2 separate regions of the Mus musculus genome follow, and region 1 is linked to region 2. The links are chromatin loops, found by intact Hi-C in ENCODE. Cell type or tissue: gastrocnemius. All regions are shown on one strand. Links, peaks and the distances in the headings refer to the core of each region. The heading gives the core; the rest is flanking DNA.

The links. A loop is a pair of places that touch in the nucleus more often than their neighbours do. Peaks named below come from ENCODE experiments on the same cell type or tissue, not always from the same donor. Only the 100,000 strongest peaks of a DNase experiment are listed, where the experiment ranks them.
Region 1: it touches region 2 in a loop (12-fold over the local background); 41 of 42 quality-filtered maps call a loop at or near these places.

Annotation. Positions count from the first base shown.
Region 1 is chr7:29,381,714-29,384,520 of GRCm38, forward strand. Sipa1l3 (signal-induced proliferation-associated 1 like 3) reads right to left here. Exons shown (of 23, transcript NM_001081028.1): 9 at 1,483-1,640. Among named protein-coding and RNA genes, the nearest start is that of Dpf1, 75 kb to the left of the region's middle. In gastrocnemius, for the core only: a CTCF peak has its summit at 1,722 (motif pointing right); a DNase peak (open chromatin) is centred at 1,747.
Region 2 is chr7:29,520,878-29,523,684 of GRCm38, forward strand. It overlaps 4932431P20Rik. Among named protein-coding and RNA genes, the nearest start is that of Sipa1l3, 17 kb to the left of the region's middle. In gastrocnemius, for the core only: a CTCF peak has its summit at 1,534 (motif pointing left); DNase peaks (open chromatin) are centred at 122, 1,198 and 1,525; H3K27ac peaks cover 470 bases.

The DNA of each region.
Region 1 (2,807 bases), core at 234-2,733, 140 kb before region 2:
ACATCAGTTGCATGCTGTTCAAACTATTAAAAACTGCCAGCTCCAGCAAGACCAAGGCTACCAGTGTACATGGGCAAGGGCCCTCACTCCCCCACTTCCACTGCAACCATTCCCTAGACAGCCTTCTGCTTGATTTGATGGCGACTGCAATGGGTGCAGACTCAAGGTGACTCAGTGCAGGCACTAGCAAACTGTCCCAAATGCCTGTCCTTGGAGGACAATGGGGAGCTGTCATCTATCTGGAACGCAAAGACCTCGGAGACTGCTGAGTGGAAGCCCCTAGGCTCTACAGCAGAGGCTCTAGCCAGCCAGCACCTGTGCTGACACGTGGAATACTACATGGCCTAGAGACGTAGAAGCAGCCCTCGGGGTGAAGACGGCCGAGCAGGGGGCCGATGCAGCTGCACGCCCACCCTCCTGGAGTCTTTGGATTTTACACCATGTTCAAACAATGGGAAGCAGTACACCTGCTCCAGTCCCCACAGTCGGGGCCTGGGTTGCTGGGTCAGTGTTTCAGAGGATCCAGCTCTATCCTGCTCCTAGTCTCCAATGGCTTCCTCTTCATCTTCTGGGGACAGCCACTAACGTGGGGAAGCCCTGCTGTTGCAGAGGGTAAGGAACTGGCTTGAGACCTGGGTTACCTGTCTGTGTGGAAACCAAAACCCTCAATCCAACATGCCTATCACCCCGACATTCATTCAGGAGGGTTTAGAGTTGGAAGACAGCCTGGGCTACAGAGTGACACTCTGTCCCCTCCTCAACAATACCTACAAGCAGGGCCCCCATGTAGGTGGTCCCTGGGGTCTGCTTCTAGGTTATCACCCCTGTAGCTCTCTGTTCTCACCGGGCCAGGCACTGAGCTCCCAGGGGCACCTGACTGCAGCCAGGCCAGAGGGCCTGCCTCCACAGAGTTTCTGCTCACGCCCCAGTGAGGTGTGGCTGCTTGCTTTCTCTCTTGCCCTCACTGAGGCAGGGTCTCCAGCAGTTCAGCTGGCCTTAAACTTGATAGACGGCCGAGAATGACCTTGAACTTCTGATTCCCCTGCCTCCCCCTTCCAAACACCGGAATTATAGGAATGCACCACTGTGCTTGGTTTATGTTACACTGGGCACCAAACTGAGGGCTCTGTGCATGCTAGGCCAGCTTTCTGTGAACTGAGCTACAACCCCAGCCCGATATCGATGTGTTTCCCTCTATAGCTGGGAAGACGTTAAACTGAGTGCCGCCAGAAGATGAAGCTCCCTTCAGGCTCAACGCCCGGCTGAGCCTTCCTGTGAGGTGCCCAAGAGCCCGCACAGACGAGCATATCTTCCTGTGAGCCAGGATGAGGCCGTTTCCCATTACTCAGAAAGTTCCAAAAATATAGGCCCTGATGGGAAGCAGGGGGCCAGGATGTGAGGTGAGGTGGGATCTGTGACTAGGTACAACCTCCTCAGCCTCTCAGGGCCTGGCTGTGGTGGCCGGGATGCTGGCAGCCGTACCTATAGCAGACATTCTCAGTGCAGGGGTTGTGGACTCGGACGATGATGAAGACGTGCTGGAAGTGCGAGCGGATGTTCTTAGGGGTGAAAGGTAAGGCGCCGGGCTCCTGGAAGATGATCGTCACGATGTCATTCCCTATGTGCCTCTTCCTCAGCAGCTGGAAGCAGAGAGGGAGGAGGGAAGGGTCACAGGTCAGCTCTAAGAATCCTACCCAGACTGCCTTGCTGGCTTCCCATGCCCACTACCAGCAGAGGGCGCATGTGAGCGCCGGAGTCAGGCCTAGTCCCTGGAAGCTCAGAGCCCTTCTGGCTCCTTCTCACTCCAGAGGAATGGACAAAGCCAAGAAGGCCCCACATGGGACCCCCCAGCCTCTGACACAGCCTGTTCTCCTCCCACACCTGCCCGGATGCTCTTCAAGCATTCCAGGAAAGCCTTCCTCTTGCAAACAGTGGGAATGGCTGTCCCTGCTGCTCCTTCCTCCTTGGAGGGATTTCTGTCACCCACAGCAAATCTGAGATCTGTCCTGCCCCAGCATGCCTTTCTTTGCCTTTTCCTATTCCTTATCTGATATTTATGCCCACATTTTGCACACAGAGGCTCTCCCTCCCTGTTCCTCATTTATCTCTTCCCATTCAGGTTGTCAGTGATGAGAAAATGGGACATTGTTTTGACTGTTGCCTGTATCAGTCCCTTAGTTCCTAGCAAAGATCTTGATAAACTGGAGTGCTTGGCAAATCATATTTACTGCAGGAGGACCCATGTGGGAGACCTTGGACCTGCGCAGGCCATATGGACAATGGCAGAATCTGACCAGGATGCACAGGTAGGGCCCATGCTAGGAGGCTCTCTCTCCTGCACTCCTGGGAGCCATGCCCCCTGCTTCCATCTCCAGAATGGGTGTCTTCATGGTATCTTCTTTATTCGACAAGACTACAACTGACATCCCCCACACCTTTTGTTCTTTTCTGGAGGGCAGGGAAGACAGGTCTCACACAGCCCAGGCTAGGACCCAGACTCAGTAAACAGCTCAGCATGATCTCTTACTTTTTTTTTTTTTTTAATTCATTATATGTAAGTACACTGTAGTTGTCTTCAGGCACTCCAGAAGAGGGAGTCAGATCTCGTTACGGATGGTTGTGAGCCACCATGTGGTTGCTGGGATTTGAACTCCAGACCTTTGGAAGAGCAGTCGGGTGCTCTTACCCACTGAGCCATCTCACCAGCCCGATCTCTTACTCTTGATCCAACAAAGGGAGCTGGTCACCACAGCTGAGTTCTGTTTTGTTCTTAACTATTTAATTTGAGACAGCTTTCCTAAATTGCC
Region 2 (2,807 bases), core at 112-2,611:
AAAGGTTGGAAACTGCCCAATGTCTATTAACAAGCCAAATACACTGGCAGAAGGTCTGTAATTTACCGGGAAATTCACTAGGGAAGTGGAGGCAGGAGGACTGGGAGTTCCTTGGCTGCACTGCAAGGCTGATGCTTGCCTAGGCTACATGAGATAGCCCCTCCCCCCATACACACAGGACCAATAGTTATTAATAGGAATTTGGGTGAAGGGTCAGGCATATACTCTGCAACTGGCAACTGTTATAAAATGAAGTATAGCTCTATATATTAATATGAGCTCATCTCTAGATAGAGTGAGAATGTATGTATACTGTGTACAGACATATGTAGAATATGTATTATACTCCGATATGCACAGGACACCTTTAGAGGGATACAGAAAGGATAGAACCAGGTCAGTGTTATGAAGAGGAAACAGGACAGGTAGCCAGCTGTGAGATGGTGACGCTTTGCTCCTATGGCCCTTGGTATCCCAATAGTCTTTCCATGTTCGTCTTAAAAGCTAAGGGGGGATAAGAGCTAACTCACATAGTACCTTCGGAAGAACTAAATGGGGTCTAGGGAGATAGCTCAGAGGTCAAGAGCACATACTCTTGGACCTCTGACATGGGACCAGTCTCCTGAACCCATGTTAAACAGTTCACAAATACCTGTAATTCAGGTTCCAGGGGATCTGACACCCTCTACCGGCCACCTTCCAGGGCACCTGCACTCATGTGCACATGCCCCCTCCCAACACATACACAGAATTAAAAAAGAAAGAAAGAAAACAGTATTATGTAAAATGCCTGGTCAGTTCTCTGTGGCCGGTGCTATTTATATTTGTGACTAGGTGCTACTATTCCCAGTTATCTGAGCTACCTCGTCTATTCACTGGAAACTAGCCCACCATATTAAAGTATGTTTGTCAGCCATAACGAAAGTTAAAGTGCATTCTAGCCTATTGAATCTGCCCAAAGTCCAAGAGTCATGCTCTCAGAAGACCACGTGGACAAGTTTCAGCTCCATAGCTGTAATGCCATTCAAAGAACAGAATAAGCCAAGGTGGCCTCTCTAGTTTATAGGCAGTGAATGAGGCCCTTCTGGTCCCAGCTGGACTACCTGCACGCCTGTCCCCAAATGTGAGGCCTGCCTGGAAGGCAAGGCCTTCTAATTCATTCAGGGTCTGCCAGCAAAGCACAGGATGCATACCCTCCCCCTTTTGGGTGCTCGCTCCTTGTTAAGTACACTCACAGCAGCCAGCTCCCCGAAAGACTGAGGCAGGAGGACCACCTGAGTGTGCACACATACCAGCAAGCACACCATGGGATTTAAGTTTGAAACAGTTAAAGACTGAAGAAGAAAAAAATGTAATAACCTATCACTCCAATTGTCCCATTGTTAACTTTGTGACCGTTTGTTGATGTCTCCTTTGCCTGCTAAACTGTAAAGTCTAGGAAGCAAGAAGTCTGTTATCTCATATGCTGTTAGATTCTATGAAGCCAAGGAGTGCCCAGAGGCATGCAGTGTGGTGGAGTAGACTGCCCCCTGCAGGCAGGTCTCTCATAAGGCAGGGCTCATAGGCCACCTGCTTTTCCTCAGATACAGTCTGTGTATTGGATCTAAGGAAAATTAAAAGAAACAAACAAACAACCTGCCCCCCCCACACACACACACAAACACAGAGACCTGGGTTTTCTCTGCAGACATCAGGAAAATAGCATATCTTAGTCTCATAATCACTCTGACTACAGACTGAGTGCTACCAATAAATCATTTCTGAGTTATCAAGCTGTCAGTCACTACCATTGGAACCAAGTCCTCCAGAACTCATTCCAGACTCATTCTTAGGGATCAGCCTTGAGTCTAAGGATGAAGTTGGGAAGGGCTTAGGGGAGGGGTTTTCTCTGGTTCATCCTGATGAATGAGCTCAAGGAAGGACTGACAGAAAACACAAACCTTAGTGAAGACTCATTTGTGTTCCCTCCACCCCCAAATCCCAGCAGTGATAACCCAAAGGATCCCAACTGTGAATTTTGTAGGCTGGTGAAGAAAAGGGGGGACTCAATGGGTATACTGAGAACAATAGGAGCTACTGGCAGGGACTGCAAAATTTCCACACATGATATCATCTCTGGTTCTGGGGAGTAAGGAGGACCGAGTGAGGTAAATTGTGGGTCTGATGAGCAGTAGTGAGCTAGCAGAGCCTCCCTATCTCTGATACAGGTGAGTTCAGAACTGTGCATTGGCTCTTACATCTTGATTTGAGGGTTGGGGATAGGGTCAGTCACATAATAGTCCTGGCTGGCATGCCCCTTTCTGTTTAACCCAGGATAGCCTCGACCCCAATCATTATCTGGTTCTCCTGCCTCAGCCACCCAAGAACTGGAACTGCAGGTAGTCTTGAACACACGTCCTTCCTTCTCCGAACAGATTCCCACTCACTCTACATAAATGTCCTGCCTGCGGCTTCCTCTCTGCAGACACAGGGCTTAGCCACACTGGAGGGGAGATTCTGCTGACTCTGCTTCTAAAGGCCCATGCCGTTTCTCACAGCAAACTCCAACAGCTTTCTAAGCAAATGGCCCTCCATGCTAGTGTGCAAGAGATCAGTTAGAGAGCTTGTTAAAAGCCAGGTTATCACTGGGTCTTATATAGGAGTTTACAATGCAGTAGGGCTGGGTTTGGTCCACGACAATTTGCCCTTCCTTCCTTCTCTTCTGCTCCCCCTTTCTTCCTCATTTTTGGGGGGGTTTGGGGAGCACTGAGATAGGGTATCTCTACACAGTCCTAGCTGTCATGGAGCTCAGAATATAGAGGAGGAAT